Regions from separate parts of the Mus musculus genome. Here region 1 is linked to region 2. A link is a loop called in an ENCODE intact Hi-C map of the cell type or tissue named here. Cell type or tissue: gastrocnemius. All regions are shown on one strand. Links, peaks and the distances in the headings refer to the core of each region. The heading gives the core; the rest is flanking DNA.

The links. Peaks named below come from ENCODE experiments on the same cell type or tissue, not always from the same donor. Only the 100,000 strongest peaks of a DNase experiment are listed, where the experiment ranks them.
Region 1: it touches region 2 in a loop (3-fold over the local background); 7 of 42 quality-filtered maps call a loop at or near these places.

What each region holds. Positions count from the first base shown.
Region 1 is chr1:86,964,667-86,973,243 of GRCm38, reverse strand. The region is part of intron 11 of Dis3l2 (DIS3 like 3'-5' exoribonuclease 2); the gene reads right to left. Among named protein-coding and RNA genes, the nearest start is that of Gm41909, 41 kb to the right of the region's middle. In gastrocnemius, for the core only: CTCF peaks have their summits at 359 (motif pointing left) and 4,765 (motif pointing right); a DNase peak (open chromatin) is centred at 4,793; H3K27ac peaks cover 402 bases.
Region 2 is chr1:86,666,173-86,674,749 of GRCm38, reverse strand. Nppc (natriuretic peptide type C) reads left to right here and starts at 4,177. Exons shown (of 3, transcript NM_010933.5): 1 at 4,177-4,401; 2 at 4,796-5,106; 3 at 7,952-8,457. The coding sequence starts at 4,312. The coding sequence ends at 5,086. In gastrocnemius, for the core only: CTCF peaks have their summits at 4,191 and 5,095; DNase peaks (open chromatin) are centred at 4,148, 5,003 and 6,347; H3K4me3 peaks cover 2,186 bases; H3K27ac peaks cover 879 bases.

The DNA of each region.
Region 1 (8,577 bases), core at 283-8,282, 300 kb before region 2:
CTGTCTCAGCTCTGCCTGGGAAGTAGAAAGGGAAGATATCGGACAGAAACACTGTCACTGTTTGTAGTTACAGTCCAACTTCTGCATCCCTAGGTTCTGCCAAGGCAAGAAAAAATTTCTTCATTTAAAAAATTTTTATCTGCAGGGAATGCATATATATACTTTTTTTCTTGTCATTATTCCCTAAGTAATAAAATACAATACTACATTAATAATTATGAGTGATTTGGAGAAGATTTGGAGCCTACAGGAGGAGGGAGCTGGAGATATGGCTCAGCAGCTATGAGAACTTACTATTCTTGCAGAGGTCTGATTCCTAGCACCTACATAGTGGCTCACCCCAATTCGAGGGGATCTGATGCCCTCTTCTGGTCCCTATGGGTACCAGACATACACAAAGTGTATATATAAGATAAAAATAAATATTTAAAGAATATGGGGGAGGTTTGGTGATATAACTGTTCTGATTGAATAATATTCTTAAGAACTCAATGTCTAAATATAAAATCTTATCAGGGCAAAATAACCAGTTTTTAATTTAGTAATTGAATATACAATAAATTACAAAATTATGTTGGAGTATAAACAGAAAAATACAATATAACTATTACAATTGAAGTTCATAAATTCAGATTTATAGATGAATATTGGCCAACCAATCACCCATTTTTCAGGATTTTCAAAAAATGCACTATTTATTTGTGTGTGTGTGCAGCATGGCACACATGTGGGGTCAGGGAAGTGTAGGGGAATTAGTTTTCTCTACTATGTAGGTACTAGAGGTTGAACCCAGACCACCAGGCTTGACAGCAAGCACATTAGCCACAGAGCCATTTTGCCAGCCCCATTTTTGAAGCTTTTAAAGCCTGAATTATTTATCTCACTTATCATTTTAATCTCATAATAATAAACTGATCTTGCTGGTTATGGTGGCACACACTAATACTAGCACTCAGAAGGCAGAAGTAGAAGCAGACAGATAGATCTCTGTGGGTTTGAGGCCAGCCTGGTCTACATAGAGAGTTCCAGGTCAGCTAAGGTTATACAAACAATCAAATAAACAATAAAAAATATAATTATACAACCTGTTTTTAAAAACAAAATAGTTTGTATTTAAGATACTTCAAATTATAAGAAATAGCTGTCACTGAATATTATTTATAATACCAGAAAAAAATTAGTATCTCTCCTTGTTTTCCCCACCAAGATACTTTGCCTTCTCTCCCTCCTGCCTTCAAATCTATTCCTTCTCCCATATTTTTCTTGATTATAATATTACCACCTACACTCTTTCCCAAATTGAAATAGCATTATAAACCATTTCTTTCCTATACTTACTGTGGCCTAACTTGACATATACTGTTGAACCCTGTACTGGGTTCAATTTACTGGGAAGGGAGGGCTGTTACACTGAATTTATGTAAATTTAGTAAATTTCTTTATTAGTAAAATCAAAACCAATCCCCATGGTTTCTCTCACTTTGTGAAGTTTCTGTAATGTGCTGTTTCCATAGAAAGCATGTGCTTGATGTAGAAGAAGAAATTGAAGATGCATGGCTGGTATTGGTAACAGAAATTAATAGGTGTTTGGCAGTATTCTAGAAGTTTTACACCCAGTGATTACTTGAAAACTTTGGTAACAGCTTCTATATGAAAGTGTTATTGAAGTTTTCTCTTTTTCTTCTTTTCTTTTTTCAATTTTTTATTAGGTATTTTCTTCATTTACATTTCTAATGCTATCCAGAAAGTCCCCTATACCCTCCCCTCACCCTGCTCCCCTGCCTACCCACTCCCCCTTCTTGGCCCTGGTGTTCCCCTGTACTGGGGCATATAAAGTTTGCAAGACCAAGGGGCCTCTCTTCCCAATGATGGCCAACTAGGCCATCTTCTGCTACATATGCAGCTGGAGACACGAGCTCTGGGGGTACTGGTTAGTTCATATTGTTGTTCCACCTATAGGGTGTTTTCTCTTGTCTGTTTCTTTTTTTTTTTTTTTTTTAATACCGTCAGCTCAAAGGACGCAAACACTTTGATATTTTGGTTTTTGTTTGTTTGCTTTGAGACAGGGTCTTGTGTTGCTTAGGCTTGCCTCAAAGGATGGCTTTGCTGAAGATGACTCTGCACTTGTGATTCCCCACCTCCTGAGTGCTGGGATTACAGGTGTGCACAACCATACCTGGTTTATGCTGCGCTGGGGGTTTAACCCAGGGCTTTGTGCATGCTAGGCCAGCTGTAGCCTCAGCACCCCATTAGCTTTAGTAATAAGTTAAAATGTGTTCTAATATGTTACATTTTCTTGTATGTCCATTGTTTTATAAAGCATTGTAGCTGGGCGTGGTGGCGCACGCCTTTAATCCTAGCACTAGGGAGGCAGAGGCAGGTGGATTTCTGAGTTTGAGGCCAGCCTGGTCTACAGAGTGAGTTCTAGGACAGCCAGGGCTATACTGAGAAACTCTGTCTCGAAAAAACCAAAAAAACAAACAAACAAACAAAAACCCCCCAAAAAACAAACAAAACAAACAAAACAAAAAAACTGCGTCTTCATCTACACCAACACACTATAGAGTTTTTGTGTCATATACACTGTTTTGTGACAAAGTTACAAAGTTAAAATTTTTTATATAATTTCAGCCTTTTAACTATGCTGTGAACCGAATTGTACCTCCCCATTGATATACTGAAGCTGTAGTCTCCAGTTTAACAGTATTTGAAGACAGGGTTATTAAGTGATTACAAAGGTTAAATGAAGTCATAAGGGTGGGACCTAGTTACACAAAACTGATTTTAAGGATGAGAGGACAAAAAAACACACAGTCCCTCTCTCCATGGAGGTGCAGAGGTAAGGCCATATGAGGACACAGCCACATATGAGAGAGGTAGGTTTTCACCAGGAATCACACTGGCTAGCACCTGAAGCTGGGAACAACTATATAGGTCTGTTGGTGAAGTCACCCAGTCTGTGGTGCACTATCATTGAGGCTGAGCAAAACCCACACGTTTTCTGGGTTTCATTGCCAGATGACGACACCAGATGTTCTGTGGCAACTGGCTGCAACAATTAGTCCAGAGCTCAATATTTATTTTTGTTGTTGCTTTTAATTGGACAGTGTTCAAGGAAGTATCATACTTTCAGTTATAAGACTTTTAGTCACAACATGACTTTGGTCATCATGCTTTAGTGTTTGTCAAAAGAAAGTCATTGTATCTTGGGCCTAGACTGGACCCCGAGACAGAAAACACTGATGGAAAAAACAGGTGAAGTCCAAATAAAGGTGGAAATGCAGTTAATAGCAGTGTCCCAAAGGCATCTCTTAAGTTATGCATTTATAAACTATGTTATACATAATATAATTTTATGTTTTTTATACATAGTAATCTTGATCTATTTTCATAAACAAGAAAGGGCTAAAATTTTATGTATAGAATGAAAAGGGGGGTAGAGCTCAGGTCTTAAGATCATCAAGCAGCTGAGGGCAGTACAGAGGAGGTAGCAGCAGGTGGAAATCAGAAAGGCTTTGGACAGCGACCTCGAGTCAGACTCTGAGCCCAGCACTTCTTGATAACCCAACATGCTAGAACGATTCTGAACATGGGTTTTATTCAAAGCGAAATTGCTCTGAAATGCGCATTAACAATCAGCTGAAGGTGTCCAAGCCCTGTGCCACTTGGCTCAGCCCGCATTCAGCCCTGTGCAGGGCACACACAGCTCGAGCCCATGGGCCCACCCGCTGCGAGCCCTTCACCTGCCTGCCTGCTCGCTGCTCCAGCTTCTGCACATGGTGTTCCCATTTTCTGGAACACCTTTCTGGACACCTTGCTTCAGGCAAACTTTGGCTATCTTTCTACACTCAGATCCTTGCCATTTCCATGCTTCTCCAGACTCCCCCAGGCAGAGAATGTACTGTTCTATAACTTCCCCTGATCTTTCACAGAGGCTGTGGGACAGTCCCAAAGAATTAGCTACTTACTCCACCCTCCGAGCTCTTCTACAGCACTTGGAAAGGTCCTGACCACCCTGTATCCTGATCCCTTGTTAGGTGCCCCCAGGATATGGAACCCCCAAGAACAAAGGCAAGTCAGTCTGGCTTTGTCCTTCTATCTACTCCACACAGCAGGCAGGCACTATTAGTGCACAGATGGATGGCTTTTGGTATAAGATAAATATCCTGCTGTTTTCTATGTGCTCTCTCTCTCTCTCTCTCTCTCTCTCTCTCTCTCTCTCTCTCTCCCTGTCTGTCTGTCTGTCTGTCTGTCTGTCTGTCACACACATTCGTGCAATAACAAAACAAAAACAAACAAATAAAAAAACCAAATCCCAACAGTTTATGAAATCCTTGCTGACAGATATTCTATAGTAGCATCTTTCTCAAAAAAATGCCCATAGCAATTAGTACTTTCAGTAGAAAGGAAAGATTTTCTTGGCAACCCTCTGGAAAAAAAAAATCCACTAGTATACCCTGTAGCTGTCCTGGTTATCAAAACTGTTTTGCTCCTCCCACTGGTCAGATGCCAAAGACCTCAAGTTTCATGAAGAAGCTGTGGCAGCAGAAATGCATTTAATTTTTAAGGGACAGTCCTTTTAATACACTTTCTACTAGATTCTGGGTAAGGAATCAGATGGAATTCAGAGGAAACAGTGCATGTTCATCCAGTTTTGTAAATAGGTGGTTAGGCCTCTGCCTTTCAAAGGAGAAGAAATTAAGAGGTTACGATCACATTTGTGGTTTGGCACATCACAGCCTCTCATAAATCCACTGGTCCTCCAGGGGTCACTGTGCATGCGTTCCTGTTCAACCCGGAGTGCAGCAGGCTTTCCTGTGGCAGAGGACTGGCAAGGTGGGGCTATTCTCTTTAAAGCCACTTTTTCAAAACTCTACCCAGGCAGATGAGGAGGAAGAAAGATGCCCTGCCTGACTCCATGCAGCACATTGGCCGTGTGAGGCTCGTCACACTCTCTGGAGAGATTCTGGGCCGGACTGAGGTGCAGAGTACCAAGATAACCAGGAAGGATCTCTGTGTAGAGAAAGTCCTGCTGCCGAAAGCATAGGGCCAGTGCCTATGCTTCCGTGGGGCTTGGTAGTTTTCTCTTGGCCCTGCCTGTATCCCTCCCTGTTTATTATGGACTTTCACCACAGTTCCCCAGCTGCCCAACTCCACTGTCCTAACTGCAAGTCATGTAACCAATCTCACAGTGTGCCTTCTTTGTTCTTGGGACCCTACTGGCTAAACACTGAAGGTGGCAGGAAAACATGCTGGGCTATATAGGGATGCATCAACAAACAGTCTCAGCTCCTGCCATGCCTTGATAGCATCTTCCCCCAGGCTTCACACGCATTACTTCTCTCCTCCAATTCTTCTACCTTCTCATTCTTTCTCAGCAGAAAACTCAACTCTTGTACACAGAGAAGGTAGACTTAAGCCTTTTCTAGCACTCTCCATCAACTACTCTCTTGAGCCATTTTCCCTAGCTTTTCAGGGATGCCCTGGTCCTGTTATCTCATGGCAAGTGTCTCCTGCCTTCAGCCTGGAGCTCTAGCTAGTGATCTCCCTGCTCATCTGGTTCGATTCCCCAAGTGCAAAGGTGGAGCTTCCCTTAACTCCAGACTATATTCCTCTGCCAGTCACACTCCAGTTGCTCCACTTGAAGCTTCTCAGAATGGTTTATACTTCTCAGCTTTCATTTTTTTCTCTTAATTATCAAAGTTACACACTCCTTGTAAAATTCCTTGTAGGAATTTTAGATTCTATAAACCAAGACTTGAAAGCACAAACACCATGGGATCCCGGTTCTTAGAATGTTAGCATGATGGCATGAAATCCATGCGTTTCATTTGTGTACATATGACCATATGGAAAGTAATATATATTATATAATCTATAACCACATGTTGTTTTTAAAATACAGAACCAGTGAACACTCAAGACTGGCCTTTCCTGTACTCCCTTCTTGGTTGGCCCTTACCTTCTGTCCTCTGTTCTTCTTCCTGCCTCCTTCTCCTTGGTTTCTGTCCTCTGCATTCTGAGCCCTGCCTCTTCTTGGAATCTAGACTCTTCTGTTCTGATACCTGAATCTGAACATCATGAATTCTTTAAACACAGCATGAGAATAGAGAGCCTGGTGTTTTCTTCCCTTTGTGTGTTTCCACCCTCCCTGTACTGATGTTTCTATAAGAACAGTACCTTATCCTCCATCAAATGAACAAATAAGCAACAAAACTTCCCCAAATCACTTAAGAAACAAGACACTGCCATTTCTACTTCCCCATCCCCTCTCACCTCCTGAACTATTGGTTACCTTGTGACAGCAACAGTCCTGGCCTATAACACCCAATCTGCCTGTGCTTAAGGTCTGGCATTCTAAACCTCGATCAAGTGATTTTCTTTGTCTCCATTTACAGTGTTCAAATGTGGACACTGGTTTTCCCTTTTTGGATATAGTCTATAGTTTCCTATACCAGTGGCAAAGCTCTTCATGGAATCATTGTTGGTAGAACTTCTGTTATAATTTAGAGATGATTTGAATGTTCTCTCATCAAGGGTTTGTGTAATCAGAGACTGTTTCTCAGTAGAGCAGTGTTGACAGATAGTAGGAACTTTGACAGGTGAGGCTAATACTGGCTCCTCCTTTCATCCTAGCCGTCTGACATGCCATATGATGTTTTCTTTTTATACAGTCATTGCCATACTATCTGCCTTGAAGAGATGAAAAGGGCCCTCACTAGAGGTGGCCTTATGTCATTTGGACTTCCAGTCTTCAAAGTTCAGCATGCACCTTTAATCTTATCCTTGTGTGATAGAGGAAAGGAGATCAAGGGTTCAAGGCCACCCTCAGCTACATGAAGAGTTTAAGGTCAGCCTGGGCTACATGAAGAGTTTAAAGTCGGCCTGGGCTACATGACATTTCGTCTCAAAACTAAAACAAACAACAATAGCAGCAACAACATAAAAGCAAACCAAATCAACCAATCAAACAACTATCAAACAAAGAGTCAAGATACAAAATTGAACTTAATAAACCTCATACCTAGCTTTAGATATTTCATGAAAATAATGGAAAACCAGGAAAATAAAGTTTGCCTCAGTAATTTTTATTTTTTAAAATATGGACGCTCTTCAACTTTGCATATAAGCCTTTCTCAAGGGCAGTATTAATCCTAATTTTAATATGCATCCTAATTTTAATATGTGTGTTGCTGAGGCGAATAACACCTTCCTTTACTCCAGACTTCAGTATATTCTTTGCTTTTAGAGTTTGTGTGTGTGTGTGCGCCTGCATGATGTATGTGGTTATCTATAGCTGTGTGTACCTGAACACGAGCAGAGACCAGAAGGTATCAGATCCTCCAGAGCATGAGTTACAGGTGTTTTGTAAGGACATCTGGCTACTGGGATATCGTTGAGGTTTGGTCATGATTATGCAGCAAGTGCTCCTAATGACTGAGCTGTCTCTCTTCCCGTGCATCTTCTTTCGTATCTGGTGATAACCTGCAATCCTATTTATATCAGGTCCTATTGCCTTTCCCTTTCCCAGGATTCCATGTGCTGGGTGAGCTGGATTTTGGTCTCCTATTGATGAATAGGTCCCAGATACTTTTGGTTGGGCCAGGAAGTGTTCACTAAAGACTAGATCTATAGGTTTGATATGATGACAGAGGTGGGGAGATCCTGAGCTATACAATAACACCTCAAGTCTATGACAACAAAAACAAAACATAGAAAGAGCAGGGTTAGGTCCCCACAATCAGTGGCCAAGAGTCACATGCACTAAAAGCTAACTACTAGGGAGAATCTGCCCTCTGTATTTATCTCAACGTAGGCAGCAGCAGTACCTGGAGAAACAGCTTCTCCATTTCCCCACCCCTTGCTTCTCTTTCCTTTTTGCTCTGTGATAGGCATTGCTGACATTGGAGGTGACTGTCCAGCATGATTCTGTAGCATTGATAAATACTTTAGTCTATGAACAAGTGTCTCTGCCTATGTCGGGGCATTTACTCAAAGTTTCAAGGGGCAGTGATGTGGAACAGACCCTGATACTGATATGCTAGCCCTGACTCTGGCTGAATTTTCCTTTATCCAGAGCACTCAAGAGAGTTTCTACTTAGAAGGAAGGCCACTCAACTGTTGCAAAACTGAGCATAACCTATTACCTTGAAGGATGCCCATGCTGCTTAGTCTGCCACTTTAAGCCTCTTTCCAACTTCATACCCCAGCAAGGTCACACTACATCTGTTCCTCAAACAGTGTTTCTAAAGCCTTTATTTTCTCTCTCTTTGTGTGTGTGTGTGTGTGTGTGTGTGTGTGTGTAAGTGTGCGTGAACATGCATACACATGTGCACCTATGTGAGCTCTGTGTACCACCAGAGGCCAGGAAAGGTAAGATCCTTTGGAACTGGAGATAACTAGTGGTTGTGAGATGCCAGGTGGGTGTTGGGAACCAAATTTGGGTTTCTTCCAGAAGTAGTAAAGACTCTTAACTGCCAAGTCATCCCTCCAGCCTCTGAGCATACTTTTTTTTTTAAACCTCTGTATGGAAGGTCCCCAAACTATTTCTTTCTATCCAGACATTCTCCTAAAATG
Region 2 (8,577 bases), core at 237-8,236:
GGAAGAGTGCGTACGTGTGAGCGGTAACAGTCAGATCCCCATATGCCTCAGCTGCTTCCTGCTGCCTCCGCCAGATTCCCTCTGCCCCCATCCAGGAGGCAAGGACGGCCTTTTCCCAATTACAGGTGGTGAAACCGAAGGCCCTGCACAATGATGAGATCTGGCTAGGATCCCGCTGCAATTTCCCTGCCTGGCCTCCCCAACAACAGCTCACAGCCTGTTTAGTATCCTCTCTGAGAAGTTATGCAGCTGGAAGGGGGCCCCGGGATGAAATAATTGCAGGGAAAACAGATGGGTTTCTCAGCAATGCTCTCTCCTCTGAGGGCCTGAGAATCCACCCCTGTTATCCCAGGGCCAGGAGGGGGCATCGCTGCCAGCAGCTCCTGCCTACCACCTGTTCTTGAGGGGACAGTCCTGTCGCAGCGGCCCTCCCCTCAGGTTCCCGGAAGCTTTACACACCTTTCACAATGGGACCTCTTTAGCTTTCCATCCGGTCTGGACAGCGACTGTTCCAGAAGGTCCTCTGCAATGGGCACGCTTTCCCATCTCCTTCTTGGAAAGGAAAAGGGGGTGGGGAAATGGGGTCATGAGGATGAGGTCTTTTTTCTCAGACCCCTGCCCTTCAAAGACCCAGGAGAGAGAGAAGGGCCTTGGCTGTGCCATACTTGATGCCTGAGGTTTGAGGTTTGTCATAGGTCAGCTTTGATCTGACTGCCATCACTCCCTGCTCTTTCTGTCCCTGCCCCCCAACCAGCGCCTCTTCCTCTGCCTTAACTTTCCCGCACCCCCAGGCTCACTTACCCTCCCACCCTATGTGCACAATGACTTTATGAAGACAACCCTCTGTCACCTCTTGCATGGACACTGCCTTGGGCCCCAGAACTGCCTCTCCCCCAGGCCTGCCCTCCCCTGGGCACCCCACCTCAAGCCATCTAACCTCCCTCGATCTTGTCTCTTTACCTCCACTGGCTGGCTGTCTCAGCTTCCTAGGGTTGTCTTTTAGCAAGCTTCTCGTTCGATTGGGTTTTGTTGTTGTTTGTATGTTTCTTAGACAGTACTTCTAAGCCCTCATCTTCCAGTTAACCCAAAGAGGTCACTCTGACCCTCTTTTTTTTTTTTTTTTCCTATGTTATATGCCCAGTTCAGACTTCTTCACTGGAAAGCATGTTCTGTTGGCTCAGATTGAGAAAAAAGCCCTCCTGACATGACCATCTCCGTCATCATGTTTCCCAACCGATGAAGCCAGTGTTTATTCTGTGGCCCACTCCTGCGCTGGAATGGAACTCAGTGACTACAGAGTAGGTTGAAGGGCAGCCCTGTAGGTATGTAGAACAGTCATGGATGACAAATGGTCAGATGTCCAATAAAACTACTAATCCCTTGAGCCCCAAGGGCCTCTTTTCCTTCCTTTGAGTCAGGAGGAATTGAAGATTTCAGTTTGTTGATACTTTTAGATTTATTTTCAATTGTGCATGAGTCTGTGTCTGAGTACGGTATGTGTACATAAGTATAGTTGCCTGAAGAGGTCAGAAGGAGACATCAGAACCCCTGGAGCTAGAGTGTCAAGGGGTTGTGAGGTTTCCCCCAGGTTCTCTGCAAGAGCGATTTGTGGCCTTAATTGCTGAGCTATCTCTCCAGCCCCCGGGCAAAGCTTTAACACTGAACAGTCAGCTCAGTGCCTGGTCCGTTCATTTAAGCTGCTCAGTGGGCTGGACCACTGCTCCTCCATCTCCACTGGGTTCCCAGAGCCAAAGGCAGGAGAAGTAGACTTCCCAGAGAAAGGGAGCTAAGATCCCAAATCTAGGCCCAGGAAGGAAGCCATGAGGAGCAGCAGACCTTCAGTCTCTGAGCACATATGTGTCCATTGCCTCCCTGCCCCAATGTCCCTACAGCCCACCCCCAGACTCTCTGCCCACAGGTTCCTGCCCCAACAAAGGAATCGGTTCAGTAGCAGCACCAGAAGCGGCAGGAAAGCCTAGCCCAAGGTTAACTCATCCAGGACCTACCATAGATGACTACACTCAGAGATCAGAAGCTGTAGGTCATCAGAAGATTCCCCTGCAGGACCAACTTGATGGCTTAATGTGCGAAGGGGCTTGCCACCAAGAAGCCCAAGTTCCTCCCTGGGATTTACATGATGGAAGAGAACTGACTCCTGCAAGCTGTCCTCTGACATCCACACACACACCAAAATACATCACAGTACACACATGCCTGCACCACACACACACACACACACACACACACACGAATGCACGCGCACACACACACACACACACAAATAAATAAATAGATAGATAGATAGATAGATAGATAGATAAATTTTTCCTTGAAGAGATGTCGATTGTAGTACAGATGTAGTCATCCCCCACAAGACCATGGGTATCATCAGTTTTACAAAGCCTCAAACCTCCTGAAGAAGACCTAGTTACCAGCCCATTACCAAGACAGGATAAAAGAAAACCATCTGTAGTCCTTTAGAAAGTAGCTATCAAGACTGAACAGTCCCAACTTATCCTTAATAAGGGGCCTTATAAGACACTGCTGCGGTCTCAAAGCTTGGATGGTACTCTCCTGCCCCTTAGGCGAAAGACACTCCATGAAGCAGCTGAAGGCCTCACCCTCATCTCCTTTCTCCTCTCTCTCTCCCTCTCAAGCACAACACGGTTGTCGTTTCGTATGTAGTAACACAGAAAGGCCATGGAGGGAGGAGCTGAATGGAGATGAGCCACCAACCTTCCAGAACTGACAAAGGACTTGAAACTGATGTCTAGATCTTTCTTTGGGCAATATGCTGACTCAAATCAAACCTCACCTGTGAGTCATTTCCCAAACGAAAGGCTGGAAGGAGCTTGTGGTCCTCATTTGGAGTCTTTGGGTTGCATGCTAGGAAAGGACGAGGAAGTAGACGGCACACTCAGTACACTCTTGCTTCCTCTGTATCCTCCAGAAGCATTGGGTCCTCTAGACCCATGTCCATCCCAGCAGTCTTCCCACTACCCTCTCTTCCCACTTCCCTTTCTCTGTAAGAAGCTAACTGGCTCCTGCTTCTCGTCCTCTCTCCCAGGCTCTTTGCTCCATGAGACCACAGGGACCCTGCCAACATTCATTTCCCTCGCTCAAGCCTGCATCCTGCTCAGGAGAAGGGACACAAACTCTTGCACATCACTCCATTCTTGAAACTACAAGTTCTCTCGTGGCTCTAAATTGCAGAGCTCCCTAGAGTCCGATGGACCAAGATTCCAGGTCAAGGCGAGGAATTGTGTGCAGCAGAAATAAGTGGCCCGGTCCCTATAGCCAGAAGGCAACTACAACCCCAAACTCAATGGCGATGGCCTATTGAGGCTTGGAGCTGGTTAAAACCCAGTACTGCCCATAGTTTCTTAGGGTATTCAGGACACTAAAGTGGACATCTCCACCTTCAGGAAGGGCCAGTACATCACTGAAGGAAAGCTACCTGCCTCCTAACCTCCCAACACACACACACACACACACACACACACACACACACACACACACACACACAAACTCCTGGCTCACACTCGTGGGTTGATGACATCCTCTCACTCGTGGGTATCCGAGACTTACAAGTCTCCTTTGCAGCTACAACATTCAAGCTCTCCCTCCACTTCCCACTGGGATCTACTAACCCCATCCTCTGCCGCCCCCATGTTTGAGCGTGTAGACATGGTCAGCCCTTCCACCCTGGCTAGCGCGTGGCAGCATTTGTGAAGAGTTTGGAAACAGAGCGATCTGTGTAGATTTTGGGCCGCACCAACTTTCAACCTGTGTAACTTTGCATAAAGGACATTTCTTCTAAGCCTTTGCACCTGCAGAAGGAGTACAGACACGTATCAGGAGCAGCAGATACACAGCGCAGGGACGCCTAGAAGCCTGAGTACTAGGGCGAAGCGCATTCTACAAATGGAGTTCTTTTCTGCGCGCCGCTTTGTGGCTTTGAGCGCAGCGAGCCGAGCCGCCGGCTCCTTCGGAGGTGGGATGTGGGTTGGAGCAGAAGAGGGAGCCCCCGTGGCCCCCTCCCGGCCCCCTCCCGGCCCCCTCCGGGCCGTCGATTCGGCCGCGTGCGCTGTGCCATTGGCCCTGGAGGCCCGGTGGGCGGGAAGATGACATCAGCGGCAGGTTGGATTATAAAGGCTCCAGCGGAGCCACGGACTCAGAGCGCACCCAGCCGGCGCCGCACAGCAGTAGGACCTGTGCTCGCTTGGCAATCCTGCTCCGCATCCGCCTATCCGACTGCTCACCGGCAGTCCCGGCTGCAGACCGTCTGCACACCTCGGTCCCATCGGCACCATGCACCTCTCCCAGCTGATCGCCTGCGCCCTGCTGCTCGCGCTACTCTCGCTCCGGCCCTCTGAAGCCAAGCCCGGGACACCACCGAAGGTGGGTGCTGTCGCGGGGACGCTGGGCTTGTGAGGGGCGTGGAAAGATGTGGTGCGCAGGAGGGAGCAGAGAACCCGGAAAGGCAGACCCCCTCGGACTTGCTCCCTCAAAGCGGGGACTTCTCGGGTTCATTTCCCAGCCTCGGGAGAATGTCGACACATGCACACCTCCCGTGCCCCAATGTGCCCAGCATGACCTGCGGCACGGGAAGAGCAATGGGCTCCCCGGAGGAGCAGGCAAGAAGGCTGCGTGGCAGGTGGATGCTGGACTCAGCTGTCCCGCATCGGTGGAGGCACGCTCATGGCTGAGAAGGGCCACGCCACTCTGGGCCCCGTAAAAGTCATCTATGCTACATCGGTGCACTCTTTCACCTGTCCACTCTTTTCTCCGACAGGTCCCGAGAACCCCGCCAGGGGAGGAGCTGGCGGATTCCCAGGCAGCTGGTGGCAATCAGAAAAAGGGTGACAAGACTCCAGGCAGCGGGGGAGCCAATCTCAAGGGAGACCGATCGCGACTGCTCCGGGACCTGCGTGTGGACACCAAGTCCCGGGCTGCTTGGGCCCGCCTTCTGCACGAGCACCCCAACGCGCGCAAATACAAAGGCGGCAACAAGAAGGGCTTGTCCAAAGGCTGCTTTGGCCTCAAGCTGGACCGGATCGGCTCCATGAGCGGTCTGGGATGTTAGTGCAGCTACCCCTGGCGGCGGTAAGTAACACCATCGGACGCTCCCCGCTCGCCTAGCTCTGCACCCAAGAGAGCCAAGCTCTTATCACTGTCCTTCGCAGACTGTTTGGTTTCCTCCCTGATCCCTATGTTCTGTGACCTTCCCCCAACCAATTTAGGCATGGGATCAAGTGTACCCAGACATTTGCCTGCCACCTCACATATCCCATTTTACAGATTTAAAAAACAACAACAACAAAAAAGTGAACACGGGCCAGGTCAGAGACCAGGTTCAGCCTTAGAGTACTCCATCTGGCTTCCTCTAGAAAAATAGAGACAGGCTTATGCAGTCCCAGCCTCCAAACCCACCACTGACCACTGGCCAGCTAGCCAACTGGAAACTTGTTAGAGAGATCCTGGAAAGAGGGAGAGAAAGATGTACCACCAGCCCTGTGCCAGCAGCCAAGCAGTCAAGTGCTAGGATGCCTTTCTGGGGCTGTTGTCCCTCAGGTGAGGCAGGCATGCAGATATGCCTGCCCCCTCCTAGTAGAGAGAACCTCTGTGGCAGCAGCAGGGCACTCTTCTGCCTGGGGCATTCTGAATCTTAGCCCTGCTCTCAACTCAACTGTGGGCAAACTGGTCTATCCAGGGTCCTGATGCTGCTGCCCTGGGGCTTCCGAGATGAACCTTAGGCTGGTGACCCTGTTTCAAGAGAGAGGCAAAGGAACAAGCTAAAGCTTATTTCGTGACCTAACCTCAAACTCAGTGTGTCCACAGTGAGTTCTTTACCAGCCTTGTGGTGCTCTGAACTATTTCTGGCCTCCTTCCCCTCCATGGAGACGGGAAGCCTCCATCTTCCCAGCATCCTCATAAGCTGCTGGGTCCTTCCTGACTTCCTTCTGCTCTCTATCCCTGATGATGTGATGAGACACACTTTACTTAGATAAGTGCTTGACAGTCAGGCTTCTGCTGTTCCTTGGCTTTGCCTCTTGCTCTAGCCCACCCCAGTGGTGAGGAGGCTGCTCTCCCCAACCCAGGAAGATTGACCAGTGGCCATTCTTTTCCCAGTAAGGAGTAGGAACACCTCCCCCATCACATGACAGGAGCCTTTTTTTTTTTAAAGGCATGAGAGACCTTTGCAGAAGTGCAGTGCTCTGTGTACTTGTGTCCCCATATTAATTCATGAGTAACTTAAGTGACAGACCTTCAGGAGCCCACATCATACCCAGAAGGGATCTTGGAAATATTGGCCACTGACGAGAGAAACACATACCCCCAGTTCAGGAGCTCTGCCAAGTGCCCTGGCTCTAGATCTCGGATGGCCCTCTCCTCTCTGCACTGAGTCTTGAACAGGCTGCGTGCTTCACCCCAGTTCCACAGAGGTGTTAGGTCTCTGCTCTACTCAGGGAGAGCGGTGATTCTAGTACTTATGGGCGGGTCTTTTGCTATGTTCCATATGAATACCTAAGAGATGGAGTCTGAGGACTTGAATTTTCAGTTTGCGATGTATGTGCCAAGAAAGGACTTTAGAGTCTAAACCAACGTTACTTAACCTCCGGTTAAATGCCTGGAATGTGCTTCTCTGAAGGTGCTTTAGGCATCTGTGGGCACAGGGTAGTGAGAATGTTGAGGAAAAATCAAGACAATTAAGGCTTCTACACCCTACCCCTCCACTTTGACCAGTGGAGATCATCAGCCTCCTGGAAGTTCTCTTGGCATAAAGGCAAAGCCTCAGCCTCCTCTATGCCAGCCCCAGTGAGAGGATAGATCGTCCTTCCAACCTGAAGTCTCCCAGTGGAGCTGGCCAGCGGAGAGCACCCATTTGGTCTTATGGAAGAGTGCAAGGCTCATCCTTCATGCTGATGAAAACTCCCGAGGCTCTGCCCCTTTCTCCACGCAGAGGTTGACTTTGGCTCTAGGCATCGTCATAATGACTGCCGCTGATGGTTATAGGTTTTGATTATACAACTGGCAGAGACTCGGGTGTGGCCAAGACCTCAATGGACATTTTGCCTCTGGCCCTAGGAACACCACCTGTGAAACAGCCAGAGAATCGAGTTAGGGAGAATTGCCCAGACCATCAGAGCCAGGCCCCTCGTGAGTGCAGTCCTTTAGGAGGGCCCTGCATGTCTGCCAGTTTTTTGAACATGGAGAACTCATGCAGCCACCACTAGTAGGGACTGAGTACAGCGGTCATCAGCTTACTCTCATCCTTCAAACCCTCCAACGCAGCAAAGCTGTACATTTGCCCCAGGCTGGTGGCAGACACTGCCAGCTGCTGCAGAAGGGGACATTGAAGCCACCAATTTCTAAGACAAAGGTAGCTAGGAGAGGAAGTGTTCTTTGCTGCTTAGAAGTTGTGACCCAGACAGGGCAGATGCTTAATATGTGGCCTTTTGTTAAATCCCAGTGCTGGCTCTGGGAGGTGGCTATTATCCATTTTATAGGTGAGCTCAAAGCTACTTGGGGCCATCCAGGAAGTCAAATCAGATCGACGATTTGAGTCCAGAATAGGACACACTTCCCCCTGAGTTATTCTCTTCTCTGTCCCTATGTAGCCAAGCAGACATGAAACCAGATGAAACTGACTGCCCTGGGGGGTTGTGTTGTAGCAAAAATGAGCTGGAAAGGGGCCGCTATTCTCAGCCATTGCCGAGAGCAAGGCCTGTAGTTAAATCTTAGGGGAGGGGCTCAGGTCTGGCAGATGCTATGGTTTCACCTGTGCTGGTCCAGCCAGTGCCGATCAAGGACCTGTAGATCGAAGGCACACAGGCTTTGCCTAGTGCTACTGTAAGAAAGGGGGGAAAGTTCTACAACTACCCTGTGGGATGGGCTTTTTCAGTGAAGAGACCGGAACTGAGTGTCCTGTGTTCACTTTGTGTTTCAGGATTGGGAACTGCTCTGTGCACTGAGGCCATCCCTGGTCATCAGCCTCCAGCATCTGGAAACACCTCCAACGCAATGTGGCTTTTACATTTCTTTTTTTTTTTTTCCTCCTGGTACTGGCAATACACAACACCAGCTGTTTTATTATTATTTGGGGAGGGGAGGGTATGATTTTATTGTTTGGGGTTTTTTTTGAAAATGAAAAATAAAAAGTTATATATTATATATATATTATATACATGAGACACACACTCCCACACCGACTTGATGACAAGGGACAGTTTTTAAAGTGACTGACAAAACCAGCTAGCTGTAAAACATTGCTGTTTGTAAATTCACGTCATGCATAAATGTATTTATGTTGTAAAGCTATTTATATTGTTTATAAAGAGATATTTATAAAAATTTTATTTATGTAACTAAATGAAAGAAGCCAACCATTGTAATGTTTTTGTCCTAACTAGTTGAAAAAAATGTTAAAAAAAAAAAGCCATTCCATGAACATCTTGAAAATTGTCTTTATTTATTCATTGCTTTTCATTTCAAAAATTAGCCTGAGCAGAGGCAGAAGACAAGGCATTTGCCTCCAAATAGATCTGTCAGTCAGGTTTGCAACTCTGAATTGCT